Regions from separate parts of the Homo sapiens genome. Here all the other regions are linked to region 1. The links are chromatin loops, found by intact Hi-C in ENCODE. Cell type or tissue: psoas muscle. All regions are shown on one strand. Region 1 overlaps KCNV2 (potassium voltage-gated channel modifier subfamily V member 2). Region 2 overlaps LOC107987043 (a long non-coding RNA gene). Region 3 overlaps VLDLR (very low density lipoprotein receptor). Region 4 overlaps LOC101930053 (a long non-coding RNA gene).

Region 1 (8,000 bases):
TGCACATGCCTTGATTTTGGGATTCCCAGACTCCAGAACTGTGAGCAGTAAGTGTCTGTTCATTGAAAATTACCCAGCCTGTAATATTCTGTTTTAGCAGTACAGAGTAAGACACTCCAGGCATCCTGTATTTTATCTGGCAACCTTAGGACAGTAGGGCTTCTGTTCACCCTTCAGAGGCCAGGTCACTGCTGATGATAAGAACACTTGGGAGTAAGGGGGAGTGGGATCTAAATAGAGTTTTCCAGTTATAGCCTCCTTTCATAATCCTAGCTCCTTATGGGAGGGCAGAGCAAAGTGATTTAGACCCCTGGCTCTCAACATGTGTTCCCTCACACAAGCGCCATCAGCATCACCTGGAACTTGTCAGAAATGCAAATCCTTGAGCTCCTTCCCAAGCCTACTGATTGATACCCCAGGGACAGGGCCCAGCATGCTTGGCTTTAACAAGCCGTCCAGGTGATGCTGATGATACAAGTTTAGCCCTCCATCAAGAGCCCTGGGGATCAGACAGACCTGGGCTTGAACCCCAGTCCCACTGTTTACTGGCTGTGTGAACGTAGTGGAATTACTTAACTTCTCCAAGCTTCCATTTCTTCCTAAATTAAAAAGTAATCCAATACCTTATTTAGGGATGTATTAAATATTAAAGTTATATGCTACATATACAGTCCAAATTGCCTCTCATTGTAGGCAACTATTCTTATTTTTTTCTCTCTCTGTTGCTTGAATCAGCAGTTTATTCTTATGACACAAGTATAGGTCCAGCCATGCCCCGAGACAAATTTGAGGGTCTGCATTGGCAAGCTCCAGTTACAGGGCAATCTTTGTGTGCTCAGTTCAAAGGAGTCTTTAATTCTCAACACTTCCATTTCCAATAGTCCCAAGGAAGGACAAAGAAATGAAGAGGAAAAGGTTACAGGGAGAGAAAGGACCCATTTCCTGTGGGCACTGGTTCTCTAATCCACCAACAGTGAGAGTGGAGGGCCACACTGATTTAATTACTTTTGCCCACAGCAATTGTTCAGGAGGTGGGCTATTTTTTTTTCTTCCTTTTGTGGAAAAGAGAAAAAGGAGGCCTGAGTCAGTAAGGACAGTATGGGGGCTCCTTCTAATGGGGGAGGATTAGTACATTTAGGCATGTTTCACAAGTCCAATCTGGGGGCTCCCATATTAAATCTAGACAAGAGTTTCTCCAGTTTGGCACTATTGACATTTTGGGTCAGATAATTCTTTGTTATGGGGGCTGTCCTTTGCCTTGTAGGATGTTTAGCAACATCCTCGGCCCCTAGCTCCTAGATGCCAGAAGTCTCCCTTATTGCCCCTCACGGTATTGGCAATCAAAACCATCTCTAGGCATTAGCTGGCCTCTGAGGAATGAATTTGCCTTTGAGAACCACTGGTCTAGAGATTTCACTAGATAACATCCACTTAAACAATTTTAATACCTATCATTTATTGAGCGTTTACACATATCTGTTATCCCCAGACTCATTTTACAAGGCAGGTGGTTTTATTTATTTATTTATTTATTTATTTATTTGAGGCAGGGTCTTACTCTGCCATCTAGATTGGAGTGCAGTAATGTGGTTATAGCTTACTCTAACCTCAAACTCCTGGGCTCAAGTGATCTCACCTCAGTCTTCCAAGTAGCTGGGACTACAGGTGTGGGCCAGCACACCCAGATAATTCTTAATAAGTTTTTGTAGAGGCAGGGTCTCACTATATTGCTCAGCCTGGCAGGGTAAGTATTGCCTACATTTCACAGTTGAAGAAACTGAGGCTTAAAGGGTTAGAGTCGCTTGCCTAAAAGCATACAGCTGGTAGCTCTGGGATTCTGACTAAGGTTGGTCTAACTCCAAAGCTTGTATAATTTCTGCTGTAACCCTCCCTCCCTCTGGAAAGTTAAGAATTTTAGAAAAATTTAAAGTAAAAAAAATTTTCTCAAGTCAACTCAAGTCCAAAAATATTTATTGAGCTAGATGCCACGAGAAGCTACAAGAAAAATCTAAGCTGTTGCTCCCCTCAGGTTTTCAATATCAACGTCATTGAGAAGGTCAGATGTTTCACACAACACAGAGCAACTATGAGACATTCTGAGTTTGGGCCAAAATGAGTATTTCTAGAGGCAGTACTTTGTGAACGAAATGGCCTTTGTGTATGTCTGCTTCACATTTCCTTTTGCTGCCAATCATAATGATTAAAAAAAGAGCAATGAAGCCTTGAAGTTCATGGAATCTACCAGCCACATGTCCTATAAAATACTAATTCTCTTGTCTTGGGGTGAGCTGTGGGTTGCTTCCAAGCAAACACTCAGCTATCTTCTTTCTGGCTCTCTGCATGAAGTTCACCTCTCCCCTCTCCCTGCGTATGGTGGTATACTCATAAGCCTTCAGCTTGCTGTAGTAATCAGAAAACTTGTTGTAGAGGATGGAAATGGGCATCCCGTTGAGAATGATCCCAAAAGCAATGCAGAGGAAGGCAAAAAACCTGCCCAGGTGGGTCTCTGGGTACATGTCTCCGTAGCCCACGGTGGAGATGCTCACCTGTAGAGGAAGGAAAGCAGGATGGAATTGTTAGCACTAAGATCGGGGAGGAGAAGAAAGGGAGAGGAGCAAGCAGGGAAGCGTCCTCCCTGTGGGTACACATGGGAAGTGTAATGGCTTCCCACGGAGCCTGCTTTAGGAGGTACCAGGAAGACTCCCTCTAGGACCTGTGTCATGAAAAGAACAGAAGCTATGGATGGAGCTGAAAGACTTTGGCTGAAATCCTGACTACGACTCATGCATGTTTGAATGTAAGATATGGGAGGAGGAGGTAATACCTACTTGAAATGGTTGCTGTAAAGAGCATTTAAAATAGTATGTTAAGTACCTGATGTAGAACGTGCTCAGTAAATGATCTTTGCCTCCCTAACTCAGCTGGCACCAGATTCAGGAAAGCAGGTCCCTGGGTTTGCCTGTACACTGTATGTATTGGAAAAATCTTGGGCTTAGAACAGTCAGACCTGGGTTCAAGTCCTGACTCTGAACCTTTCCAGTTGAGTGACCTGGGGCAAAACCTTCAGACTCTCTCTCTCTCTTTTTCTTTTTTTCTTTTTTTTTTTTTTTATTTAAAACAGGAGAAAACCATCTAACTCTTAGGATTCTTGTGAAGGCTAAATAAGAAAATGAATATAAAGCACTGAACACAGTACCAGGCATACAAAAGGCATGAAACTCCTCCATTGTCTTCCTCTCATCTTTAAAATGAAGACAGTTATAACACTTTTCAAAGTTGTTACGTAGTTCAAATGAGAGACTTTATGTGAAGGTGCTTTAATTGCAGATGTCTGGAGAAACACTCTCATTATTTTGTAAAGGGACTTTTGTAAGACATCACTCACCAAAAATATGTTCACCCCTGCATGAAATACTTCCCATTACTCTTGTCATACTGATTTAAATCCCACTAATTGGAGACTTATTTAGGTTAACAAGCTTCTGTTTTAAAATGCAGATACCATGGGACTAGTTATCAGTTACCAGAGAAAACCCTGTGAAAATTCCTTGGGGACTGTTTTTTATGCCTCATGTACTCCCTCTGATCCCCAGAGTATTGGCTAAATTACTAGAAGCCTTTTAAGCAGAGCTGTTGGTCACAGTTGTAAACATTTTTGCGTTGCACTACTCCAGGGGGGCACTCTTTGCTTTGTGTATTTGGGTAGTTGTTGCCATAATTTTCCAGCAGACGGCAGTAAAGCATATGGTCATCTTGTTGATCCGTGCTGAGGTGGCCGTTAGCTTAGCAGTGTAAATATTTTTGTTTTGATGATGTAAGGGTTAGTTTGAACCTGGAATAGTGCAGTTGACTGATTAGAATGAAATGGAGAAGTGAGCCAGCTGCACAAAACTGAGGGCACTGATGAGAACCACAGCTCCATCCAGCCCACGAAAAAAGGAAGGGTATGCCTCCTTTTTGAGGCTGATGATGCACCTCCTGTCACTCACTGCCCTGTCTCTTGTGAGAGGTCATGCAGCCTTTTTCTGCAGAGTCAAAATACAAGCAGGCATCCAAGAGAGGTAATGTGGTGTAGATAAGCTGAAGGAAACGGACTACAGTAGACTTGTGGGTCTGAATCCACTTCCCAGCTGAATAAGTTGGGCAGATCACCTAAATTCTCTTGGCCTCAGTTTCTACTTTTGAAATGTGTGGTATCTACCTCACAGAGTTGTTATAGGAATTGAAGGAGTGCCTGGCACAGGGTGTGTAAGCAATAATATTATTATATATATATCATGTATGCAATCCCAGGGTCCCCCATGCTGAAGCTGGCCTCCACTGAGAAGAGGCAAAGACCAACATTTATTGAGTGCATTCTACACCAGCAACTCTATATACGTTATGCTTATCAGACCCTCAGGCTGTGGAAACAAGCTCCTCCCTGACTCTGCCCTCTGGCTCCAGTAGAGAATATCCTTCTCCCAACTTCTGGACCAAGGGGTGATGTGAGGCAGTGATAAAGTGAGATTGTGGGTTAATCTCAAAGTCCTCTTGGTTGCATGAGTGGGTGTGTCTTTTTTTTATTTAAGTTCTAGGGTACATGTGCACAACGTGCAGGTTAGTTACATATGTATACATGTGCCATGTTGGTGTGCTGCACCCAGTAACTTGTCATTTAACGTTAGGTATATCTCCAAATGCTACCCCTCCCCCCTCCCCCACCCCACAACAGGCCCTGGTGTGTGATGTTCCCCTTCCTGTGTCCGGGTGTGTGTTTCTTGTCATTGACCACACCAAAAGTCAAAGAACCCCAGGCTGATCTCTCTCCAGTTGTGTGAGCTGAACAATAGCTTTCATTTGTCACTAACACCATGACTCACACCTCTGGATGAAAGTTTAGTCAACCTTCCCTGGAGGAGGCCTAAAGGGAGTTTGGATTTAGGAGTGAGTGACAGGAAGGGGTAGTTTAGAACAGCGGTCCCCAACCTCTTTGGCACCAGGGACCGGTTTTGTGGACGACCATTTTTCCCATGGACGGGGTTGGGGGAGGGGATGGTTTCGGGATGAAACTGCTCCATCTCAGGTTGTCAGGTATTAGTTAGATTCTCATAAGGAGCAAGCAACCTAGATCCCTCCCATGCGCAGTTAACAATAGGGTTCCCACTCCTATGAGAATCTAACGCTGTGGTTGATCTGACAGGAGGCAGAACTTAGGCGGTAATGATTGATGGCCCTCCACTCATCTCCTGCTGTGTGGCCGGGTTCCTAACAGGCCACAGACAAGTACCACTCCACAGCCCGGGATTGGGGACCCCTGGTTTAGAACATGAGACATCCACGGAAGTCCAATGCAGAGGCCTTGGAGGAAACAAGTCACTTAAGGGTTCAGGATGGCGGGGATGGGAGAGAGTAGGAAGACACTGAGGAAGAAAATAATTAAGATAAACTGCTTATTTTCAACTTTTGATCATTCTGCACACTGGCTTTGCTTCACCCTTAAGCCAAACTTCTTTTTTTTTTGGCTGAACTTTGAGTGAAAAGTCAAAAGCAAAGAGAATTGGCTTAAAGAAGAATAAATATCTGATGTGTATAATATGATCCAAATATTTTTGTATATCTTCAATCTCTATTTTTAGAGAACAGATCTCTTCTGCTAGGAGGCTATGTGTGACTGGTCCCCAATAATTTGTTGAAAATGTACAGTTAATTTATATGTTGTCTATTTCGTGAATAATTTGACTCAACAAGTGATCTGTTTCTTGTTCCTTGGCTCCAGGAGGAACTCAGGATTCCTTGGCTTTGGGGAACTTTTTTTCCACATTCCATAGGCCAAGCCATTTCTCCCTAGATGGGAATTAAAAGCTGAAGGCCCCAGACTGACCCAAGTGACCTCACAGAATGAGTTGTCACATTAGCAGGAGTTGGGTTTGGAAATGTGACCAAAATTTCCGCAATCCATCTTAATATACTGAAGAAAACTGGCTAGCTCAGCAACTCTGCAAACTGGAAGCTTAACCATTCTGCTGTAAACGTACATACTTTCCTTAGCCTTGGGTCCCAAAGCCAGAATGTGACCTTCCCCTGGCAGTTTACTCACTAAACAACAAATCCTGGCCTGCCATATATTATGAGGATAAGCATCAAATTTTTCTCCAAAACTTGAGAATACTTGGATTTCTCATTTAACAAGACAAGTTTGTTTCCCTCATAATGAACAAGGAATGGAATCAATCTTGGCACCCAGTAGTCCATGCATTCAGGAATTTATGATCCTAGGGAATAAAACTTATTTTTCAAAATAACACTCTTTCTGTTTTCCAAAGGAATTAGAGGTGGTGAAGATGGATCTTTTTTGGATAAAATTATTATAAGCCTCAATACGTGTTGTCCTTCAAAGGATCCAGCTTCAAAGGCTGTACTTACTCATGCTATTATTGCAACAAGTATATTTGGAATTCCTCTTTTGAATTATAGTCTGCACAGTAGATTCAGTAGCAGCAAGCGGTCATATCCACCTTGATGGTTTACTCTAAGTGTCGATCTTAAACTAAAGTGTCTTAACTATTTTAAAATACTGAATGTAGCCTTAAAAAGACAAAGATTTAACAACCTAGAAACAAGTGGATGTGTCACAAACTCTGAAGGTAATTCCTCAGTGGAATTCAAAGAATGTCTTGATTAGTGGAATCACTGTTAGAATGAGGTCATGGGTGACTACCTTCAGGATAATAACAACCCTCATCTGTATATTACAGTTCTGACATGTTTGTAAGTGGTACAATAAGCGGTAGGTGTGCACAGCTAAAGCAAAGCCACAAATGTAAGTTTGAGATCTATTAATCTATCCACAGAAAGGTGCGCAATAATGATGCTGTCCACACCCTCAGCTTCCCTGCATTTCTCCGTGCCCTCAATGATGCTGTCATGTTCCACTCACATCATATTGGCTAAAATGAGGAACATACTTTAAAGACATAAAAGGAGACCACTCCAAAATTGGGAATCCATAAGATAAAAAGTAGTAACAATGCCTAAGAGCCTTTACCCCGTCTATAGCTCCTGTGCTACTTCTGAAGGAGGTAGAACTCTATTACTTTCTGTGCCAGATATTTATATGTTGTCTCTTAGTCCCAAGCCTGACACCCTTCTGTATTTTATTTTATAATTCCAGAACTGGGAGTCTGCAAACTACATTTCCCAGATTCTCTTGCCCACTGTCTTCTAGTTATGTTCTGCCTATGAGAGACTGGAAGATGGTATGAGGACATAAGGGTCTCTAATCCTGCCTCTGGTTTCTGCCTTCATTCCTCCAATTGCAGCCAATAGCTATGGTTCAGGCATTTTTTGGCATTCCTGGCATCAGCCTCATGGTGCCAATTTAGGAGTCCTTGCAACAGCTACACAGAGGCCCCTCCTGTGGACTCTTAGCTTCTGGTGGCAACACCTTTTCCCATTTATTCTCCCAATTCTAGGGCCAATAGCTACTCCCTGCAATTACCAATCTCTGGATTATCTCAGTTTTCTCTTTCTGCTTTTCCAGTCTTCTTTTTTTTCTTCTTCTAGTCTTCTAACAACTATCTATTTCCTTGTATTAAATTCCCTGTTTGAAATATTCACCTTGGTATCTATTTTCCTGACTGCAACCTAATTTATTTTTCAAATGGGTTTCCTCAAAGCAATCAATGAACAAAAATAAAATAATTTCAGTGATCTTGTAAGTGCCACCTATTGGCAAGGTAATGAAAACATACCTTAGGGAAAGAAAGATGGGAGCAAGGTCTCTGGGACAAAATGGTGCCTCAACTAGAGATAAATTTTCTTTTTGAGAAGTTAGTTTTTGAAGGAGTGAGTTCATGCCGTAGTTTCCTGTTTGGTTTCTACAGCTTTAACTTGCCCTGGAAAACTCAGAAGGAAATGGTTCATTCAAAGTCTACTTACTCTTTTCTACTTGAAAACATACCCATGCCCTCCACCCCCCAACCCCCGGCAAAAAAAAAATAAGAAAAAAAAATGTGGTC
Region 2 (8,000 bases), 500 kb after region 1:
AATCAGAATCTCTGGGGGCGGGGTCTAAGAAACTGTTTTAGCAAGGCCTTCAGAGGGTTCTAAGACATTTTAAAATTTGAGAAGCCCTGATCTTATTAGCCCAAATCTCTCATCTTATAGATGACAAAACTACATCCCAAAAAGATCAATGGCTCATTCATGATCCTAGAGTGAGTAGTGATAGAGTCAGGTGGAGTGGGTAGCTGTTAATTTTACCTATTCAGTATTCGCAGCCCTTTCTTTTGGTAATAGTACCCAGATTTTGCTTGGGGTATCCTCCTTCCTCCTCCTTCTGTTCATGTGGTTTGGATGGGACTAACTGATGCTTCCAGATTCAAGGGTGAGGACATGACTCAATCTGGCCAGAGTAATTTATCCAAACTCTGACCCCAGCCTGGTCACAGACACATGGATTAGGGATGGACACATGACTACGCCAGGCCAATGAAACTGGGTTATGGGAATTTTACTGGAATCTTGAGAGAGGAGCTTTCTTTTCACTGAGACTGATAGCTATAAGCATGACATTTAAATGGCCTGTGTATCATGAAGCCCACCAAAAGAGAAGTCCCATCAGGAAGGCACTTCTGGCCTTGTTTGCCCTGCTCTGAGCTCCAAAACCTTGTTTTGAACTGTCAGCTCAACCTCAGTCAGTCCACTACATACTTAAACAACACCCAGGGGGAGACAGTGGAATGTGAGCCTCTCACTGTGTTTGGGAGTTATATGGAGTTTACTAAACATAAAGATATTCATTGAGCACTAAAAGCCAAACTCTGGGCTCTGGTAGGAATATTTCAATCCTTCTTAAATAGTAATAATTTCTAACAAATGTGGCCAAAGAGATAGTTCTGGTCCAGATTCCCCAACTAAGCAAAAGCGTGGATAACAGATATTGTGGAATTCCCTTAAACATGCTTTAGAAAGAAAGCAGTAGTTCAAAGCTTTTCTGTTAATCATTCTATGTTCAATATTAGCTAAATTACAAGAGTACTTCCAAATATCAAAATATCCTCACTTTGAAATAAAAGTCTTCAGTACTACAGCCTCCCTAATCAATAAATGGCCTGAGCTCTAGCAAGCTATCTCCCACCCTTGCTGTAAGGCTGTAAGAACACATTCATTGAGCATGATATGCCAGGTACTATGCTGAAACTTTGGTAGGTGTCATCTCGTAATCCTAGAAACAGCCCTTTGAGGGATCAATTAGCTAGTATCCTATGAGCATTCACTGTATACCAGACATTTTTAAGCACTCAACAGTGTGCTTAAACAACTAACTCATTTTATTATTTCACTTTATTACAGGGGTTACATAATTAGCAGAAGGGAGGAGCTTCAAATCCTGGCACTCTAACACAGAGATTGTTCACTTAAGACTACACAGTACTACTTATGAAAAAAAACTGGCAGAAGGTAAGACAAATGATCAACTTCCTTTTGGTGCCCTCTCCAGGTTAGTGAACCAAATAGGTTCTAGGTTAGAATCATCACCATAAAAGTAGGGGCTAACATCAGTGACGTCTAAAATTTCTTTTGGATCTATTCTACAACACTACGGATTTTTGGACATGATTTTTTTTTGCTACCTCTAAAGCAGTGAGACCCTCTGGAATTTCTGTGTAAGAGAGTTTTAGAAGTGGCAACCTGTTTGTTAGATAAAATTAGGAAACTTGAAACTACAGTTACATGGCCAGCATGCTGTATTTGGCTTATATGCTTATTCAGAGCAGATTTTAGAGGCTGGGGGTTAACAGAAATTGCTATAATGCCTCTCCCAGAAGCTACCCCTTGGTGTCTCCAGATATGAGTCATTGTTTCAGAGGTGTGGGAAAAGAAGAAACTCCTGCTTTCGGCAAACCTGTATTGGGTTTGGTCTGATATTGAAGAATTTTGCCCTTCCTAAATTGTGGAGGTCATCTCACCCTCCAGCTAAGCCAAGCAGAGGGTGACAATGAATCCATACATGACAAAGAAAGTACTCATGCTTCAGGCCTCTATCTAAGTCATTTAGCTAAATGCTTTTCCACTGGAATAAGATTTTGGACTTTATTTTAATCAGCAGGTTTTTCCTTTGAGAGGAGTTTCAAATCTCCCTCTTAGGAAGGTCATGCTTCCTTTGCCTTGCTAGGCCTCGGGATAGAAAATAGGATTCTCTGGAAAAAGCTATCACTTAGTAAATAATTGATTGGCGATTGCTTTGGATTTGATTCGCTAAGCTGAGAACCTTCGACACAAACTGTGGAGGGTTCAAGAATGAATGCAAAGTATGTGTGGTTTTTACAATTTGGTGGTCTAAGCAAGGTAGAGGATGTCTAGCAGGGCAACAGTGTTCCTTAACCTTGTTTTCTTTGGTTTAATGTTCACAAGTCATAGAATATACAAATAGAACAGTCACTAAATGCTTTTTTCCTTTGAACAAATAGTTTCAGTTCCTACAGATACCACCATTGTACTCCAGTGGCTTAAAATAGCACTGTGGTCACAATGTCAGTCCCTAGTAGACCTTCCAGTTTTTCTAGCTAGCATTTCCCTAATACCTGTGATAATGCGTCTCCCATAAGCTAACAAATTAGTTCAGGTGGAGGAATGGGGCAGGGAGACAGCTGGCTTCATGCGAAAAAGAAAATGCTTTCTAGTCCTATCCGGATGCAACAATATAGAGGAAATTACAAAGGGGTGTCTAGTTCCTGTGTGGGGCAGGAGGAACACACTTAGAAAATGTAGGAACTGTCAAAGCAAGGACTCTCTCTTAGCTGGGTGAGGTGGCTTATGCCTGTAATCCCAGCATTTGGGAGGCCAAGGCAGGGGGATTGCTTGAGCCTAGGAGTTTGAGACCAGCCTACACAACATGGAAAAACCCTGTTTCCACTAAAAATACAAAATTTAGCTGGGCATGTTGGTGCATGCCTGTAGTCCCAGCTACTCAGGAAGCTGAGGCAGGGGGATTGCTTAAGCTTAGGAGGTCAAGGCTGCAGTGAGCCGGGATTGTGCCACTGCACTCCAGCCTGGGTGACAGAGCAAGACCCTGTCTCAAAGCAAACAAACAAACCCTCCCTATCTTCAGATATGTGCCCAGTGCTGGGAATGGAAAAATGATAAGACTCAGTGCTGTTCTAATAGAGTAAATAATACTTCATAAGGTTAAAGAGGAAGTGGGTGATGCTAAGAAACTAGAGATGTAAACTACTGTTTCCCAAAAGATTAATGGTGAAGAGAAAGGTAGCTCCAGGTGAGTGCAATGTTGAGTGAAGAATTAATTTATAGTGTGTGTCTGAGGGTAAGGGTGCTTGAGCATATTAGTAAATGATAGAGCCATGTTGAGGATGAGGAGAAACCGACAGTGTCTTTCAAGGTACTTCTCCCATAGTATCAGTACATGTGTTTGCACGTTGATTTATTGGTTTATCCCATTCTCCTTACTATGCACTAGGCCAGTGCTAGACTCTGGAACAAAATGATGTCCCCTGACAACACACACAAAAAATTCACTCTCCACTCTTTCTTCTTCCCTGAACTCCTTCCCCAGAAACCACTTCCAGGTGTGCTTCTGCCTCATGCTCAGGGCCACTCAAAGCCAAGTCTTTCCAACTTTATCACTTCCTTTGTTTTGAAGAAGGGTCAGAGGAAGTGCTTTTACCATGTGTTTTGTTTCTTGTGCAAAGCCCACAGGACCTGATGGTTTGGCGCCCCCCAGGGGTACCCAATGGGCCTCTTTCCTGCTCACTAACAGATAAGGGGAACTGAGGGGCCCACGGAGGCCAGCCTGAATGATAAACTTTATGTACCCTAAATTTTCTAATATTTAGGGGTCAGGGGAAGGGGAGACTGCAGTCCCTGGAAGCTTTCTTTAGTGTAACTTGAGGCTAAGATGCCTAAGATGTGCAATGAAAACTAATTCTGCTCTGCCCTAGTCCAATGACATTGGACAAGTGGCTTAAATTTCCTCATATGTAAAACGGGGCCAATAATGGCTAATTTCAATGTTTTTGTTAGAATAAAATTAGACAGTGATTTACAGATGAACTTCAAAATGGCCCAGAGAAGATGATATGACCCATGTTTTCAGTCTCCAAAGTCCGGAGGGTCTTTGTTGTCTCAGCGAGTAAATAGAGTTGAGACCAAGCCAGTCCCACTCCTAGAGAGTTAGTCCTCATACGTAGAACTAGAGCAGATCCAGACACACTGGAATGGCTCAGAACAGGGGGCACTTGTGTTGCCAGGTGCCAAGTGGTGTTTTTATGAAATCAGGGTCCCCATGGTCAGCTGATCCCACGTGCGTGCTGATTGGCCAGCCTGTTGTCTAGATAGCAGTTCAGTTTCCATGGATCTCAACCCAGCATGATGCAATCAGTAGGGATGTGAGGCACTTGTTGTTTTGCTTTTCCCTTAGTCTTTAATCATCCAGTGGGAGTCAAAAACTCACTGCCTTGGCAAGAAACCCCAGGCTTTGTAATCAGTCCTTCCCTGAAAATCAGGTCATGGTGTTTCAAAAGACAATTTTCTGAAGGAAGATGTTTTTTAAAGAAGTGTTCAAACTTGCTGGCATTTTTACAAGGATAGTATTGATCATCCATGTCAACCTTCCTGAAGAACTGTTTGTCTGCCTTCCACTATTGCCACTTGCAGTCTGCCTTATCAAAGTAGAGGGCTAGGGTGAGACAGACCTGTGTAATGAAGAAGCCAAACAGAGATTCAGAAGTGTTAAGCCTCCCCTAGGAGAAACAAATGATCACTGGGACTTAGGCTATCTGTAGAAAAATAAGCTGTCTGCACTTACGTGTTGGTAGTTTTCATCATAAAAATCACAGAATATTAGAGCTACAAGGAGCCCTAGAGCTTTTCAGTTCATCCCCTTCATTTGATAGACATAAAAACTTACACCAGACAGGTGGAGTGATTTGCCAAGGGTTACCCAGAGAGTGAAAGCTTTAGGACTTGAACCCGTGTCTTCTAACTCTCAAGCACAAAATCCTATTCACCGCATTTGTGTTATTAGCTAGTTCTAGGAGACATGCTGAGCTTTGTAGAATGAAGGTAGAAGGACAATATTTATACACAGAGGGGCTAAGCTCAGTGAAGGTGGGTGGGAAGCATGGGGAAGTTGAGCAGGCGCCCCTTTATTAGCCCAGGAAGGGAGTCAGCCAGCAAGAAGAGCTCGCTGAGGTATGGGATGTCTCAGGGAAGGACGAAGATTGTAGCTGTAGGACTTTACTTTAGGACATTCGGAGAGGTTTTAGGACAAATTTCTGGTCAATCACATTCTATAAACCAGAAGAGGGTGGGGGCAGTGAACGTGTTTGTGTTGTACGCTTCTATAGCCCCAGCACCTGGCATACTCGTTCATTTATTTACCACGTTTACGGAACACGTATGGCTGCCGGGGAGAAAACGAGGTGCAGATATTGGCAGAGGCAGGAAACCAAATTGTACATAAATAAATGTAAAAGTTACAATGTATTCAGAAAGCAAAACTATACATTTCCACAGGTAGATAACTTACGTTGTATGTACATGTTATTTAAAAAATGAATGAGAAAAAACACACCAAACTCATTGTGGGAAGGAGACTGGGGAATCATGGTTTAAGTGAATTGCAGGAGTTTTTAAAAATAAAAATGCACTTATGTGTTAGAAATCAAAATAGTGGCCATTCCCTTTGGGAGGTGGTATAGTCACTGGAAAGGGGTGGGGGAGTTTTGATTTGAGCACTGGGTGTGTTCATCGGGTGAAAATGTATGGGGCTAAATTTTCAAGTATGACTTTTCTGTATGTGTTACATTTCCATAAAGTTTACCCAAACTGTATTCGGGTGATATTTTTTCTATTAGTATTTTTTATTATAACTTTTATTATTTATTATTTAGTATATTATAGTATACTCACTTCAGGTATACTACTTATGAAGTGGTATAATTTTATTTCAGTATGAACTTGGATTCATTATAAATATTTTATAAAAATGTGTAAAAAGAAGTATAAAATCACTAAAAATGTATAAAAAGTATAATTAAAATGTTTTTTAAAAGAAGAGAATATTGAATTATTTAAAATGCTCAATTAAAACCACAAAAGGCAGACAAAAAGTGGAAGACAAAATCGGAGCAAAGAAGAAAGGCAACGAATAGGAAATATTAACAAACATGGTAGATAACAATCCAACTATATCAATAAAGCCTTTGAATGGCAATGGACTTAATACACCAATTAAAAGACAAAAATTATTGGAACGGATCAAACCCAACTACATGTAGTCTGCAAGAAACCCACTTTATAATATAAAAACACATATAAATTAAATGTAAATACATGGAGAAAGATATGTCATGGCTGTCACTAATCAAAAAAAAGCAGAAGCACCTACATTAATTTCAGACAGAGCAGACTTCAGAGCAAGGAAAGTTATTAGAGTTAAAGATGAACATTATATCATGAGAAAGGGGCTCATTTTCCAAGAAAAGTTAATATTATAATCTTTAATGTGTGTGCTCCTAACAACAGAGTGTCAAAATATTAATATATGAGGCATAAACTGATAGAAATGCAAGGAGAAATAAATGAATCCGCTTTTATAGTTGGAGGCTTCAACACCCCTCTACCAGAAATGACCAGATCCTGCAGGCAGAAAATCAGTGAGGACAGAGCTGATCTCAATAGCACCATCAATCAGCTGGATATAATTGACATTATTGACCATTCCCTCTAACATAAGCAGAATACACATTCTTTTCAAGCTCACGTAAAACAATCACCAAAATAGGCCATATTCTGGACCATAAAATATGCCTTAACAAATTGTAAATAATAGAAATCATGCAATGTCTCCACTTGGACCCCAGTAAAAATAAACTATAAATCAATTAGAGAAAAATAGCACACAAGTTTTGAAATATTTGGAGATTACATAAAACATTTCTGAAAAACATATGGGTCAAAAATATCTCAAGAGAAATTTTAAAATATTTTGAATAAAAGGAAATTAAAATACAACTTTTCAAAAATTTTTTTTTTTTTTTTTTTTTGAGACGGAGTCTTGCTCTGTCGCCCAGGCTGGAGTGCAGTGGCGTGATCTCGGCTCACTGCAAGCTCCGCCTCCCGGGTTCACGCCATTCTCCTGCCTCAGCCTCCCGAGTAGCTGGGACTACAGGCGCCCACCACCACGCCCGGCTAATTTTTTGTATTTTTAGTAGAGACGGGGTTTCACCTTGTTAGCCAGGATGGTCTCGATCTCCTGACCTCATGATCCACCCGCCTCGGCCTCCCAAAGTGCTGGGATTACAGGCGTGAGCCACCGCACCCGGCCTCAAAATTTTTGAGATGCAATAAAAGCAGTGTTTAGGGGAAAATGTATAGCATTGAATGCACATGCTAGAAAAGAAGAAAGATCTAAAATCAAGAATCAAAGTTTCCACCTTAGCAACTAGAAAAAAGAAGAGCAAATTAAATTCAAAGTAGCGGTGCCTCACATCTGTAATCACAGCACTTTGGGAGACCAAGACAGGAGGATAGCTCAAGCCCAGGAGTTCAAGACCAGCCTGGGCAACATGGTGAAGCCCCATCTCTACAGAAAATAAAAAATTAGCCGGGTGTGGTGGCATAGGCCTGTAGTCACTGTTACTCGGGAGGCTGAGGTAAGAGGATTGCTTGAACCCGGGAGTTTGAGGCTGCAGTGAGCCATGATGATGCCACTGCACTCCAGCCTGGGTTAGAGCCTGTCTCAAAAATATTAAATTCAAAGTAAGTAGAAGAAAAGAAATAATAAAAATTAGAGCAGAAATCAATACAATTGAAAACAGGAAGTCAATAGGAAAAAATCAACAAAACAAAAAGCTGATTGTTTGAATGAAAGGATCAATGAAATAAAAAAGCCTCTTGCCAAACTAACTAAAGAGACAATAAAGATTATTAATATCAGAGATGAAATAGGGGCCATCACTACAGATTCAATGGCCACTACAAGGAAAATAAAGGGCTACTACAAATAACTTTATGTCCACAGA
Region 3 (8,000 bases), 99 kb after region 1:
CTCAGGGTTAAGGTACCTGGAAGACAACCTCCTTAAGAATGAGTTTGAAGCTACAGATTTCCTAGGCACTCAGAGTGGCCTGGGATTAAGTATGGGCATACAGTATCCCAAGGCTGATATTTACTCTACTATTGCCTTAAAGAGGGTCTCTGAATTTAGTTGTAATATACAAGCTATCAACAGTAATAAATTCTATTAAAATCCTAGCAGCTCTGCTCTAAGAGTCTATATTGAGGAGACTCAGGACAGGCATCAGCATTTTCTACTAAGAAAATATCCGAAGCCAAAAAGGAGTTTAATTTCTAGCTTTTCTTATCCGAGATATTTCCACTTTACTCAAGCTTCTGCCTGATCATCATAAAGCTGTGTTTTACTCCCTCTCTCTCAACCACACACACACACACACACACACACACACACACACACTCTCTCTCTCTCTCTCTCTCCAATAAGGAGTAGCAACAGGCATTAGGAGTACAGTGTGCTACTAAAATGTCCCTGCCTGTTTAAAAGAATGACATTGGGGTGGGGGTGGGAAGACAAGCTGGCTTTATAAAGGACTCTTTAAAGACAGGCAAATAAAGACCTTAAGCTTTATGGCTATGCCTCTTCGTTTCCTAGTTTCCTAAGCACTTTGTTTTGAGGGACTGCTACTGGGCAGAAAGTGCTCCCTAGTTCTGTTTAATTCTCTGCTTCCCACAGAGAGGGAGAGCTCAGACACTAAATCGAATGCCCAGCCCTTAGCCACCTGACTGGAACACTGTTAAGTTTTCTGTTCAAGTTTTTAAAAGGTTCTACCTATCCACCTCTGGTGCTCAGCTGGGACTGCTGCTGTGCAGAGCTCTAGGAGAACTGAAAGCACCAAATGAGTTAAGAGGCTTTTGGTTTCCAAAGCTTTGGGATTATAGGATTGTGGACCTGCAGTCTATTTCCATCCATGAAAGTTACGTCTCAAATTCAGTATTATACTTTCATAAAGGGAACAAGTTGAGCTTGAAATCATCTACACTCGAGATTCTTTTAATTCTTCAGGCTAAACTAAAGCCAATGACACCTCAAAAAATACCTTGGAAGTAGAAGTGCTAGGCATTTCTGCTCAGACAGGTGAGAAGATGGGGCAAAATGCAATTGTTAGTGGGTTCCTTAAAGCCATGAGGTTTCACAAGAATGCCTCAGGCTAGAGGGGTGGTTGAAGTGGAGGGAAAGGCCACAGTAGCAGAGGCCCTGGGTGTTCCACCTCTGCCTCTACCAAGACTTTCTTTTGAATATTGGATTTTGGTGTAAGAATTTGAAAAGGGTTCTATTAAGAAATTGTCTAGGTTTTCTTCCAGCTCTAATCCTTAGAATATCTCTGCTCCTTTGGGTGAGGGGGTTGGAAGTCGCTTGTACCTACTCACTTATGTGCCTATTTAAATTTGTAATGAATGAATTCCTGGAGCGTCAAAAAATTCTCACTTTTACTGTCACTTATATAGATGGAATCAGACTATAGAATATGCACACTAACTTCAAGGACCTATTTTCCTGGGAGCCTTGCTTCTCTAAGTAGTTAACTTTGCTACACAGACACATTGGCAGTTCACTGGCTCCAAGAAAAACAGGGTTCTTCTTGGTGGTGTTTGTATAAATTTATGAGGTACATGTAAAATTTTGTTACATGTATGTAATGAATCTATACTGATGAAATCCGAGGATTTAGGGTGTCCATCACGCGAGCACGTTTTTGTTAACTACAGTCATTGACGTTATTTCTTCTACCTTACTGTAGGTTTGTATTCTTTAACCCACTTCCTTTCATCTGCTCTCCCTTTCCCCCTACTTCTGAGTCTCTGTCATCTTTCTACCATCTACCTCCATGGAATGAAATATTTAAGCTTCCACATACGATTGAGAACATAAGATATTTGTCCTGCTGTGCCTGGCTTATTTCCCTTAGCATAATGACCTCCAATTCCATCCCCATGCTGCTGCAAATGGCATGATTTCATTCATTTTCATGGCTGAATAGTATTCCATTGTGTATATGTACCATATTTTCTTTACCCTTTCATTATTGATGGGCATTTAGGTTGATTCTGTATCTTTGTTACTGTGAATAGTGCTGCAATAAACATGCCAGTGCAGGTATCCCTTGGATATACTGATTTTTCCTTTGGGTAGATACCCAGTAGAGGGATTGCTGGATCAAATGTTAATTCCAGTTTTAGTTTTTTGGGAAATCTGCATATTGTTTTCCTTGGTGGCTGTATTAGTTTACATTCTCACCAGCAGTGTATAAGACTTCCCTTTTCTCCATATCCTCAGCAACATCTGTTGTATTTTGTCTTTTTATTAATAGCCATTCTGACTGGTATAAGATTATATGTCATTTTGGTTTTGGTTTGCATTTCTCTAATGATTAGTAATGGTAACGATTTTTTCATGTATCTGTTGGTTATTTTTATGTCCTCTTTTGAGAAATGTCTATTCATGTCCTTTCTCCACTTTTTAATGGGATTATTTTTTCCCCATTGTTTGAGTTTGTATATTCTGGATATTAGTCTCCTGTCAGATAATAGTTTGCAAATATTTTCTCCCATTCGGCAGGTTGTTCTTCACTTTGTTGATTATTTCTTTTGCTGTGCAGAAGCTTTTTAGTTTAATTAAGTCCCATTTGTCTATTTTGTTTTTGTGGCCTAAGCTTTTGAGGTCTCTTTCATAAATTCCTTGTCTAGACCAATGTCCTAGAGGGAAACTCAGGGTTTTTAATGCATATAGAAGTCAGCCGCCATTGTCTAATTTTCCCTGTAGCGGTTGACATGGAGGACTAATACATAAGCTTCAGTAAAAAACTGCATAGGCCTTCGAGTAAATACCAAGCCTTCCAAACGGACTACAAATCTCCCTATGGGGCTCCGAGCAGCACCCTGGCAGGAGCACTCCAAGATGCATGCCCAGAATATAGAGAAAGTGTCTCTGGGTACCAGGCTCAGAGCGTACTTCAGCCTGCACAGAGGCTCATGCTGCCACACTGCTGGGGCCACCAGGGCCAAGCATTTACATCTCTCATGCCCTTACTCATTGCTTGAGCATATGGGTGTTACTTGCTGGAATTCCTTCCGTCCATTTGTTTTGGCACTTCTGGGGCCACCAAGGGCATTTATTTTTAGTCTAGTTCACTTCTACTGCTTGCCACTTTAATGACAGTGTTTCTATTTGTAAGCTAAAACTCCTTTCAGGACAAGCAAATTTCTGAGTCAGCAAAAAAGTTTTCCTAAGGGGAGAAGGGTTTGTAAGAGGCAAAGTACCACAACAGGTGTTAAGGGAAATGTTCTGAGCTGTCAAGCACAAAGATTGTGCTCTGGCCTTAAAGTCAGCCTCTGAAACATTGTAAGAACCAGTTTGGGCCAGGCACGGTGGCTCATGCCTGTAATCCCAGCACTTTGGGAGGCTGAGGCGGGCAGATCACCTGAGGTCAGGGGTTCAAGACCAGCCTGGTCAACATGGTGAAACCCAGTGTCTGCTAAAAATACAAAAATTAGCCAGGCATTACACACACCTGTAATCCCAGCTCCTTGGGAGGCTGATGCAGGAGAATTGTTTGAACCTGGGAGGTAGAAGTTGCAGTGAGCCGAGATAGTGCCATTGCACTCCAGCCTGGGCAACAAGAGTGAAACTCCATCTCGAAAACAAACAAACAAACAGCAACAAAAACACTAGTTCGGGGGCCACTAAAAAGTGGTGAATATGTAGGCTAATTCTTCTGAGTCATGGAAATAAGTGAATTTTACAGTTCAATTGTCAGTTACATTCAATTTCCATTTACATCAAATTGATCTTAAGAATCATGGACATAATCAAATCGTTTTTGTTGTTGGTCAAACACTGCTCTAAGACTTCACATCTCTTAGCTTTTAAAATTCTTAATCCTGCACAGTTGGCCCTATTATTCCTCTTTTACAGATCAGGAAACCTGGTAGAGAAGGAAAGTACAGTCACTTGTCCCAGATTGCCCTGGGCAGAGCTAGGAGTTGAACCCAGGCACTGGCTCTAGATACTGTGTTACTAAGCATCAACTTAGATTTAGCCTTGTTGTTGAGATGGAGGCCTGCTTTCCTTCCTCATTCTAAGTTTTTAAAAATGTTTCTAGAATTCCTCAGCAAGTCTTCTAAAAGGATTATAGCTCTTGGTTTTCTTGTCTAGGGTTCAAGTCAGAGGAAAGGCCCTCCATCGGATATACCTTGAAAATCGTTAGCTTCTGTGAGTGGTAAACTAAGTCAGTCGTTCTCAAGCTCCCGTGTGCATCAGAATCCCCAGGAAGGCTTGTTAAAACACAGAATGCTGGGCCCCAGCCTGGATTCTGATTCAGCAGGTCTAGAACAGGGCCTAAGTTTGCATTTCTAATGAGTCAATGTTGACACATGAACTCAATTAACATTGAATTAATGTTGCCAATTTCGGTCCACACTTTGAGAACCACTGCACTAAGGTTAAGAAGCTACAGCTTCTACCCATAATGTAAGTGGCTCTTTCATTTTCAGGGTTGTAGCATATACCAATAACACCCTCATAAGGCCTAATGTTCATCACAGGAGGGACACAGGAGATAAATGCCTCTTTTACAATACACATGATAGTAACATGTGAGTAAAGCCCTCAAAACTATTTTGCAGAAAAAATTTATTTGGGTGTCTTACTAGGCAGAGGTTCTTCTAAAATCCATCCTTCCCTCCCTGTGTAGTCTATCTTTGATTGGCCCCATTACTTACTCTAAATCAGTACTCCAGAAATGAGCCCAAATTCTTCCCTGACATTTGGCCATCAATCCCTGGCTATGCCCAAGCCCTCCTCTCACCTGATGTCAATTTAAATGTCTTGTTCCTTTGCCTCCAGGCTGCCACATTCTCTACCCATATCAAGCAACCTAGTGATTCAAGCAACCTAGAATAGCCAAGAATGGGGTCATTTCTTGGCTTACCACTATCTCTAGGATTAAGTTCCCTACTAATTTCCTCAGACTTTTCCCTATTGGTCACTACCCACCATCTGCTATACGGGCTGAGCTAACAGCTCAAAGGGGACCCACTCACTTCCCCATGGCTTTGCCCTTCCTCATGGCTGCTTTGTCTCAGTTTGTTCATGTTGCCCTTGTCCACCCATTCACCAGGAGTGGGCTCAGATTGTATTCTTGAATGAGGCCTCAATGCCTTTTTTGGAAAAACTAGGTATGGTCTGGCTGCTTTCTCATAATAGTCCCTGTCACAGAGCCATCACCCAAGGAGATGAGTTCAGCTACCATTTTTCACCTTTAGACACAGAGATCCCCTAAGGCATGGGCTGCAGTTCACATTTGTAACTCAGGACCTGGTGCCTGACATCCTATATTCTCTAGGCACTAGTTGGTAGTCTTGGGTGCATGAGTTGATTTATTAGTTTACTAATAAAGCTGGTCTGAACTAAAAACTTTTGTCAAAAACATTTCCCCCAGCTTTTTCAGAACTTGAAACCAAGTGTGACTGGTTGTTTTACTAGCTAGAATACTTTGAAAGACTCTAGGTTATAAAGGTCCCTGTTCCCTAGGCCTATGAGGGTACCTTCACCTCATCTTTGTAGCAATTTTTTTTTTTTTTTTTTGAGATGGATTCTCGCACTGTAGCCCAGGCTGGAGTGCAGTGGCGTTATCTCGGCTCACTGAAATCTCTGCCACCCGGGTTCAAGCGATTCTCCTGCCTCAGCCTCCTGAGTAGCTGGGATTACAGGCTCGCACCACCACACCCAGCTAATTTTTTTGTATTTTTAGTAGAGATGGGCTTTCACTATGTTGGCCAGGCTGGTCTCGAACTCCTGACCTCGTGATCTGCCTGCCTCGGCCTCCAAAAGCACTGGGATTATAGGTTTGAGCCACCGCGCCCGGCCTCTTTGTTGCAATTTATCATTTAAAAACAGTGCATTTTCACACACTTGTCTGTCAGAATGAGTGTGTCCCTTTGGGTGTGTTGGCTTCATTTCCATGTGAAAAGAGAGGTTCCAACACCTGAGAAGGTTAGCAGCGGCTAACTGGTAAAGTTGAGTGTGATATATCAGACGCAGATTTTACTTCTGACATGTTTTAATGCTCTTTGGTAATACTGGCAGTAATCCATTGTTGCTTTAGTCATATCACTTTTGTAGGATTATCTGCAGACATAGAATTATTTCTGGCTTTTTGAAATTAAAGTCTAAGTTCTTGGTAATTTTAGGGAAACTTCATAAGCTAGAACCCAGATAGCATATGGAAATTCCAGAAATCTCCAGCTGCTATCTGCCTCTTTTATGATTAAGTCTTAAACACTGGATCTGCTCACTCCTCTTCAGAGCTTCTATTCCAAGCGGTCTTTGGCTGTTTCCTGCTTTGATTCCCCTACTAGACTAAGTGCCACAAAGGAAGGAACCAGTGCTATGGTCACTCTGTCCCCATGCCTGGTGCCATATGGTAGGTACTCAGTAGATGTACATTAAGTGGTTTCCAGAAGATGCACAAAGATGACCAACATCAATCTGCAACCTACTTAGTGAACATACAGATCAGTTAATACCTCAGATGTGGGGAAGTCTTTCTTAAGAAAATGAAAGATTAGAGGCAGTCTATAAAATAGAAACCCTGTTTACTCACAGCATGTGGGAGAACTATTAAGTTCTAACAAACTTGTGATGTAACTCACAAATGCTGTCTATCGCCGAGGCTTTGTTATGTCCCTTGGTTGGCAAATTGCAAGTCCCCCCATCCCCACCACCTCGTCTACATACATAAAGGCTCCCCAGATGGCCCCCAAGTTGGCAAAATCAGCTGCTCTAGCCAGAGGCTTCATCTTATAGTTTCCAGCATCTCTAAACTACAAAGTAGGCAAAGGATCTCTAAGCAAGCATTGAAACATTTCTAACAGAATCTCCACACTTACTCTCACAGGACCTAACAGGCATTCTCTTGCTTAGAGACTCAAAATAACTGTTGGGCCCAAGCTTTCCTAGGAGACTTCACTCAAGGGGAAAAGTATGCTAAATTTATGGTCCAGGTTGAGCATCCCTAATCCGCAATCTGAGATGCTCCAAAATCCAAAACTTTGAGTGCTGACATGATGCCGTAAGTGTGGAAATTCCACACCTGACATCACGTGACAAGTTGCAGTCAAAACTTTGTTTCTTGTATAAAATCATTAAAAATAGTCTATAAAATTACCTTCAGGCTATGTGTATAAGGTGTATGTGAAATATAAACGAATTTCATGTTTAGACTTGGGTCCCATCCCCAAGATACCTTATTATGTATGTGTGAATGTCCCAAAATCTGAAAAAATCTAAACTCTGTGGAACCCTTCTGGTTTCAAGTATTTCAGATAAAGGACACTTAACCTGTGTTATCACCTGCCATCTCATTTGGTTCCTGCAGTGCAGTTAGTGTACTTAACTAAGTGGTATTAACAGTGTTTAGAGTTTTTGTTGCAAGCCAATAGACGAACTTAGCAAAGAGACACTGATTTAGTTTGAAAAATGCAGACAGTAAAATTGAGATGATTTTTACTTAAAAGCCAGATTCGCCTATAGCTAGGTTAGACTCTGCCCCAACTCTTCAGAAAAACTATCAGTCCTCAGATTTTCTAGCCCAAAACTCTTTAGGTGGCAGAAAAAATTGTCCCTGGACTACTTACTTCCGCTTAACAAGTATATCTCGCCCATAACCTCAGCAGACAGTATTTTTGGACTGTTTGCCTTGAAAGTAGTCTATCACTCTGTTGTCCAAGTATTCTTTTGAGATTAAATTAGTAGGGACCAAACTAAGCAATTTTGAATTTATCAACTAACCATGTAGAGGGCAGTTGTATTAGCCACCACAAGGAGCTCCCTAAGGCAGGTACATTTACAACGAACATCATTATAGACCTCATCAAGCCCTTTAATACATTTAATTTCTTATAGGCTAGTATGTGAAGGTGGTTTTCCAAATGAAAGTCAGTATCCAAAGTGAATGCAATCATTACTTTAAG
Region 4 (8,000 bases), 260 kb after region 1:
TTCCTAGCAGTGCAGACTCCACGGTGGGCACTTCCACCATGACCTACAATCTTGAGGCTTCTCTTAGAACTTCGTGCTTCAGAATCACTGCAGCAGCGCCGGTTCTCCTGTACTCCTTCCTTCCTTGCCTCCTTCTTTCTTTATTTATGCTAACCAAATGCCATAGTTAACCAAGTCCTGTTCCTTGAGGATTAATTCAGATGTGTTTAGCCATTTATTTTAATATCTAATTCCATATTCTAAATAGAATACTACCTCTACGCACTTCTATTATGGTAAATAACGATTTCTCCCTTAAGTCCCGTTTTCCTCCCTTTATCCTTCCAGTTTATTACATCACAATTTTCAGGATTTGCATTATTCCAACAATGGAAATATTTTCTGCTGAGCCAAGGAGCATACTATCATTACAATTCCTTTCTTGTTCAATTATCCTTTTTCCTAGAGCTGATAGTTTACTCATTTAAAAAAATGACTTAGTTTTCTCTGTACGTGTTACTGTCTTTGCTTCCCCTAACATCCAGCAATATTCAAGACACTGTTTTCATCACAGTATCAGTGTCGCATTTAATTTTTTTATGATAACTCTATAAGGTAGGTAACTATAATCTGTATTTCACAGATGGGAAGCATGAAGCACAGAGAAATTAATTGGCTCACATAAGATGGTAAGTGGCAGAGCCAGGACTCGAACCCAGGCAGTCTGACTCCTGCACTCATGTTCCCAAGCACAAGACATACAGTATCTCAATGTATAACTACCTATATTAGCAGCTGTACCACCTAATCCAATTAGTTGAATTTTTTTTTTAATGGAGCTCTTCCTCCATATGTCTCTGGACTCTTGTATCTGTGTTGCTTGTTTTCTAAACCTGTGTACGGTTATCATATTAAGACTTATTTTCATTATTGTCCAGGGAATTTCTTTCATCTTCCTCCTGTGTTGATTCCTTATTTTCTGGATATTGTTTTGTCTTTCTTGCATTAGGTGAAGCTCATCCTTTAGAAGACTTCTTGAGAAAATGTGCATGGGTCAAGATTTCTTAAATCTTAAATGTCAGAAAACATTTGTATTTTTCCTTGCTAGTACTGAGTATTGACTGCCGTTTTATTCTTGATCATGTGTATGTGACCTACTGTTTCCTTTCTTGAAAATTTTACTGTCTTCCTGGTGTACTGAAGTTTTATGACAGAGCTGGGTCTTTTTGCATTTATTGTGCTAGTTGCTGAATAGGACTTTTCAATCTGGGGACTCACGTTCTTCAGGTCCAAAAAATTTTCCCATAATCTTTCTCTTGACATATTTTTTTCTAGATCCTATTGGTAGGATGTTGGGCCTGCTGCACTGGACTTTTAGTTTCTTCTGATTTGCCTTCTACTTTTTCTTAATGTTTTGAGATATTTCCTTACCTTTATTTTCCAAATCTTACACACACATGCACACATAATTTTAGTTATCATATTTAAATTTCTAAGAACGTTTTATTTTTTAAACAATAAGCTTCATTTATTTCTCTTTTTTTCTTACTAGCATCCTAACTTTAAGGATAAATAGCTTATCTTATACCTCTGAGATCATTAAACATAGTTTGATTAAAGTTTTCTTCTTTAGTATATTGTCTCTGTTTCTTTTGAGTTTCCTTTCTTCCTTTCTTCTGATTTGATGTCTCTGTCTTTTCTGCTGGAGGCTTTCTTGAAATGTCAGATAATTCTTGGCTATCTGTTCATATTTTAAAAGTTAGATATTAAAAAATGCCAATAGGAAGTCCTATGCAGTAGGACTTGGCTTGTTGCCTATAGGGCACACTGTGGAATAATTGGTGGAATTGGCTTCTTAATTTTGCAATCCCTATAGATCAGTACCTATAGGTCTTCATTACTAGAAACAAGCTATAGAAAGTAAAAACAAAAAAATTAAACTGCCATGGACAACCTAGTGTTTTTGTGTAAGTCTGTCTGTGGGGTAAAAGTGGATAGCTTTTGGGTGTGTACACCTCCACATTGCCTTCCATGATAAATAATAACTTTCACGTGGAGTTTACAAACCACCAGAATCACTAAGAGGACCTGTTATTTCTATGTGCCTTCATTTTTTGCTCTGTTTTTCTTCGTTGTTGTTGTTGTTGTTTTCTTATCGGACTGCTCTGCTGTTTGACAAAGAATTTTACCACATGCCAAACACAACGTTTTGGGAAAGGTCCTTATATTCCTATGTGGAATATCTCTGCGCCTGGGCATGGGGTGAGCAGGCATTTGGTGACCTCTCTGCTTATGTTGCCTGGTACCCTGAGGCGCTGGCAGAATTACTGTGAGGCCATTCACCTTGTCTCAGCCTGAAATCTACTCTGACAGGTTTATTGGCTCTTAAACATGTATCGAAGCAGAACGTCTAAACTAATATAAGGTTTCACTCATTTGCACTCTCCAGGGAGAGAAAGAGAGATGAAAACTGTGAGGGGTGAAACTCCACAGAAATGTAACTCCACCCCAACCCCATCCTTGCATATTTACCAAGAAATGGAATTTATCATTTCTTTCCTATTTTAGGTCTTTTTTCTGTCAGAGATTTTCTCAGTCCATTGGTATGTGAAAAGTACATTGAGGAAAGGTAATAAGATCATTCAATCAATAACTGCTTTATTCCTTCATAACATATTTGTTTAATAAGGGAAAATATTGAATAAGATATATAAGAAAATTGCAATCTTCTCTAGCTTTTCTAGGAAGTGGGATGGAGAAAATGGTTTGAATTTAAATAAAAGTGAATTTAGAGCAATAAGGAAAACCATGTAATGAAGATCAATACTAACATTATCTATTTTTTATTGATGAGAAAAATATAGCTTGGAGAGGTTGAATGACTAGGCACAGCTTACTCAGATGGTAAGTGGTGAAGTCACAGCTCAGTCTCAGGTTTCAGTTCCAAAGGTCATGTATTTCTATTGCACCAGTCAGTAGTCTACAAACCTGACTGACATAGCTTTCTAGCTCCACCTCCTTAGCATACTGAAATTCTTCTATGTGCTGAGGCACACAGAACTGCTGGATAAAACAAAACTATTTTGCATACGTAGCTGAAACAGAGACAGACAGGTAAACAGAAAGAAAAGAAAAAAAAAAGAGGAAATGTCCATGTGCCACAGAGAAGGAAGAATCTTATAGTCAATGTGGTAAATGCATGAGCTGATACCAGAACAGTACAGAGGATATTAGACATGGCTATAGGATCTAACAGCTATGGGTTAGGCTTTAACACACATACACAATAAAGGACTTAACCTTGGGCCTGTGAAAGGTGAGGACTTAGAACTGAAGACCTGCTTCCCTCATACAAGGGGACTACAAAACACATTGTTCGTGTACTAGAAAGCAACTGGTAAAATTCTCACTGATTAGATATCTGGATGAGAAAAAGTTCCCCACAATAAATGGAAATTTAAAAACCTGTGCTGGCTGGGCATGGTGGCTCATGCCTGTAATCCCAGAGCTTTGAGAGGCCAGGATGGGGGAATCACTTGAGGCCAGGAATTCCAGACCAGCCTGGGCAGCATAGCAAGACCCAATCTTTACAAAATCTCAGAGCTCTGAAATGCCAAAGTGGGAGTATAGCTTGAGGCAAGGAATTCAAGACCAGCCTGGGCAACACAACAAGACCCCGTCCTTACAAAATATAAAAATAAAAAAATTAACTGGTCTTGGTGGTGCACCTATAGTCTCAGCTACTTGGAAGGCTGAGGCAGGAGGATTGCTTGAGCCCAGGAGTTCAAGGCTGTAGACTTCTATGACTGAGCCACTGCACTCCAGCCTGGTGTTAGAGCAAGACTCTGTCTCTGAAAACAAATCTGTGCTGTGCATGGGTATTGAATCCAAATTTTACACTATTTGCATAGTACAGGAATCTCAAATGAATATATTAATGTAGATGTCATAATTACTTCAAGCAAGTAAAACTACTGGAGTTTCCAGAAGAATCAAATGTAAAACTTGTCTAAAATGATACTACCACATCTTAAAGTACACAGGGGTGCCACAGGGAAAAAATACTCTAGCTGAAAATAAGTTTACAATGAAAAAGAACAAACCAAAAAAAAAAAAAAAAAAAAAGATCCAAATAAGGGAGAGTCAGCAGACACATGTGAGAGAAATAGCACCCCCAAGAACCTGAGATAATGTAACAACCTAAAACTGTCTAGAAATTAAATATATTTACACTCATTAAAGAGATAAAGAGAGGAATAAAAACTCTCATGAAAAAAATAGGACTAAAAAAGAAAGGAACATCTGAAAAACAACCAAATATAACAATTCAAAATGAAAAATCATGAATAAAGTTAAACATAGTGGCCAACTTTAAAAGCAGATCAGGCATGGTTGAAGAGAGAGTTGGTGATATGAAAGTTGTATCTGAGGAAATTACCCAAACTGCTGCAGAGAAAGATAAAGAGGGCTACAATCCGAAAGGGAAATCAAGAGATATGGAAGATTAAATTAAAAGTTACAACTTAGGTCTAATGGAAATTGCAAAAGCAGAAAATGGTGAAGGGGCAATATTTTCAGCGAAAATGGCTGGGAATTTTCCAGAACTTATAAAAGGCAGAAGCAGATTGAATTTTCCAGAAATTATAAAAAGCAGAAGCAGATTCTCAGATTGAAGAAGCACACTGAGTCCTGTGCATAATATATAAATCTACAGCTAGATGCATCATATGAAGAGCAGAACAGTGAAGATAAGGGAATTCTAGTTGAAGAGCAAGTGGAGAGAAAAGACAGACAATATATGAAGGGACAATTATTAGAATAACAGGGGACATCAGCCCAATAGCGACCAGAAGACAAGTCTGACCAAACATCAGAAACACCTGAAAAGCACATTAAAATACAATGTAAAAACTCTTTTATTCCTTACCACCATGTACATAAGCACACATATATGTGCGTATACTCACACACTGATCTCAAGGCTTTAATTAAATTTACTTCCCAGCCTCTCCCATTAAAAAAATGAAGGGATAATTTCTAAAGCATTTTTTTCCCAATAATTTCTAGAGTAACCATGCTACATAGTGCCAGAAGTTGATCCCAAAAGAACAAGGAAAAGGAGTTAGTACAAACATCTTTGACCTCACAGTTCCATTTCTGCTTCCGTCTTCACTAACATATGCATGATTAGGATTGAAAGACATGTTGTTCTGGCTAGTAACTCCAGAATCCTGTGTGTTTGTATGATGAGATGAATGAATGACCCCATGCTTGTGGAACCTTTGGCAAGATATGCTTCCTATCTTACTTGATATTTCATATCAAATACAAAAGAACACCTTGTCCTGCTAGTACCAGAATTTAGTCTACTTTGCCTTTATAGACATCTGTTCTCAGACTAATGGTTGTTTATATAATTGCTATAATAAAGGATAATTCTGCATTAAAGTAATACTGGGTACAATTAGTATATTCATAATAGCCATACTTTTTGAACTAGTAGCAATATTTCCAGGAATCTATCTTAAATACCCCAAACATACACATACAAAAACCCTTTGTATTCAAAGATGTTCACTCCAGAATTATATATGACGAGCAAAACTCTGGAAGTCTCTAGAAGGGTTGGAAGGCAGTAAGATCTTGTTATATTGTTCCAGACACATATAGTAATGTATTTGTTTCTTGGCTTGAACTCCTCGAACATATACTTTGCTTTTCCCCTTTGAATAGAGAATGCTTAGATAAACAATGGTATATCCACATGACAGAACTATGCCAGTATAAAAATTATGCTTTGAACAGGCAGTTCAAAAAAAGAAGAAATAAAAATGTGCCGTATACACATAAAGAAATATCTAACCTCATTAGTAATAAAGGACATAATTTCATTGTCACCCACCAGAATACCACATAGTTTTTCTTTAATGATTAGTAATAGCCAGTGTTGGTGAAGTTGTAGAGAAATGGGTATTACTTTGCTGCTGGTAGTATAAGTTGGTATGTACTTTCCAGATAAAAACTTGAGAGTATGTAGCCAAAGCCCTAAAAATTCATGTAAATTTTTTTTTGCTGAGCGATTCCATGGGAAGTCTGTGTGTGTGTGTATGTATGTGTGTGTATTTATATTTATATATTTTAAAATTAGGACAAGAATAGCATTTCTTATATTATGAAAAATTGGGATATCTTAAGTGTCCAAAAATAGGAATTATTTAAATAAAATGTGATGCTATACAATGGGATACAGTTAGAAAAGATGTCCATAATACATAGGCAATAATAAAAATTACAAAATTAAATATAAAAAACAATAATTTTGTTAAATTGTTGACAAGAACACATAAAATGTCAAGAAAGAAATGTAGTAAGAATTGATAATGATTATCTCTGAGTAGTAGAGACAATGGTGGTTTTTATTTTCTTTGCTTTTTGCATAGCATTTTCTTTTACATTTTGCAATGAAATTGTAATATTTTAATAAAAATAAAATATAAACTTAGGTCATAACAAATTTTTAATAAGATGAGATTATGCCAATTATGGCAAAAGATAAATGTTGCTTTACAATTACAACTATGTAGGAATGTATACATTAAAATAAGGAAAGAAAGAAAAAAAGGGAGGAAGAAAGAAAAGGAATAAAGGATGAAAGGCAGGCAGGCAAGAAGACATCTCTTCCAACTTGTTTTCTTTGGCCAGTAGAATTTGGGGCAAATATTTTCAACTCTCATGAACTTTTATACTTTCTAATATATTACCAATTTTATACTTATAAAAACTAGAAATAATTTTATTTTTTAAATGTAAAATTGAACTTAATAAAGTAGCATATTTCTGTCATATTTTATTTTACCCACTTCTCTGCTGTATCAAATTTCCATTCTTAGTCCTAACATCAACTTTCTGGACTGCAACCAAGCCACCACTTTAGGAAAATTTACATAAAATATTCCTACTGAATTTATTATTTCAATCAGTGACAACGAGACTTTCTAGAATCCTCTTGTGACTCCAGCAGGGAGCTGGGCAGGATTAGACCTTGCTCATCTCCACTCAGCATTCCATCTCGGTCTCCAGAGGGGACGGAAAGCTGCTATGAGATCTTGGCACCACTTTGCAGACTCATGTTGTAGTGAATTTGCTTTTTGGCTTGAACTCCCCACACATATGCTTTCCCTTTCCGCTTTCAAGCAGAGGGCTCCTTGCCTGCACCAGTCTGGATGTCAGCAGGTGGCCTGCTGGCCCCAAAAGCTTTCTGCATGAATTACTGTGTGTGGTTTCTGCACATTGAAACTTGGCACCCACACATACACACACCTCCCTTGCTCCTTTCCCCTCTCCCCGCAACACTCTGTATTCCATTAGAAGCCATCCAGATTCTTGGCTTGGATATTGGGCCAAAGCAAGACTTTCCTCAAAGAATCACCTAGTTTCTATTTGCTAAGATACCATACCTCATTCCTGTTTCCAGACAAAGCATGCATTCTCGTCAGTTTCTAGCTTGTAGGCTCTCCTTCTCCAGTCCAGACTCCATATAACCACCAGAAAGAGTGGATCTGGTCACTCCATGTCTCTTGAATTTTCTGTAGCTCCCGTCACATTCAGGATTATGTATGTATTTCCTAGACGGTGAACAAGGTTCTTCATGATAGGATTCCAACTTATCTACTCAGCCCTCATCTTTACCACATATTTCCCACCTCTTTCTATGGCATAACAGGAGGTTTCTGGACTTGACCTGCTTTCTCACCCATCTCTGCTTTTCTACATGCTGTTCCTTCTGCCCTTGCACTTTGTGCCCTGGCCAATGCCTCCTTATCCTTCAGAAGTCCATTTGAGTGTCATTTCCACTGGAAAGCCTCGCCTGACTCCACCACCTTCCACTGTACCCCCATCCAGCCCAAGATACTCTTGTGCATAGCTCCTATGAACATGGAATAGTATTTGTCAGTCATCTCTGTCCTTCCCTGGATCCTAAGGTCCTTGCAAGAAGAGACTGGGTCTTTTTGTGGTTTTAT

Evidence for each region. Peaks named below come from ENCODE experiments on the same cell type or tissue, not always from the same donor. Only the 100,000 strongest peaks of a DNase experiment are listed, where the experiment ranks them.
Region 2: a loop joins it to region 1, with 4 times the contacts of the local background. A loop is called at or near these places in 13 of 110 quality-filtered maps.
Region 3: it touches region 1 in a loop (5-fold over the local background); 25 of 110 quality-filtered maps call a loop at or near these places.
Region 4: it touches region 1 in a loop (2.1-fold over the local background); 7 of 110 quality-filtered maps call a loop at or near these places.

What each region holds. Positions count from the first base shown.
Region 1 is chr9:2,723,992-2,731,991 of GRCh38, reverse strand. KCNV2 (potassium voltage-gated channel modifier subfamily V member 2) reads right to left here. Exons shown (of 2, transcript NM_133497.4): 2 at 1,955-2,546. The coding sequence ends at 2,265. Among named protein-coding and RNA genes, the nearest start is that of KCNV2, 10 kb to the right of the region's middle. RefSeq lists a silencer at 4,329-4,623. In psoas muscle, a CTCF peak has its summit at 3,707 (motif pointing right); no DNase peak of the experiment used is centred here; H3K27ac peaks cover 1,169 bases.
Region 2 is chr9:2,223,997-2,231,996 of GRCh38, reverse strand. LOC107987043 (a long non-coding RNA gene) reads left to right here. Exons shown (of 5, transcript XR_007061395.1): 2 at 1,309-1,416. It also overlaps the pseudogene RN7SL592P. Among named protein-coding and RNA genes, the nearest start is that of SMARCA2, 210 kb to the right of the region's middle. In psoas muscle, a CTCF peak has its summit at 3,702 (motif pointing left); a DNase peak (open chromatin) is centred at 3,696; H3K27ac peaks cover 443 bases.
Region 3 is chr9:2,625,478-2,633,477 of GRCh38, reverse strand. All of the region lies in intron 1 of VLDLR (very low density lipoprotein receptor), which reads right to left. Among named protein-coding and RNA genes, the nearest start is that of VLDLR-AS1, 7.1 kb to the right of the region's middle. In psoas muscle, no CTCF peak of the experiment used is centred here; no DNase peak of the experiment used is centred here; H3K27ac peaks cover 5,963 bases.
Region 4 is chr9:2,461,236-2,469,235 of GRCh38, reverse strand. All of the region lies in intron 2 of LOC101930053 (a long non-coding RNA gene), which reads left to right. Among named protein-coding and RNA genes, the nearest start is that of VLDLR, 160 kb to the left of the region's middle. In psoas muscle, no CTCF peak of the experiment used is centred here; no DNase peak of the experiment used is centred here.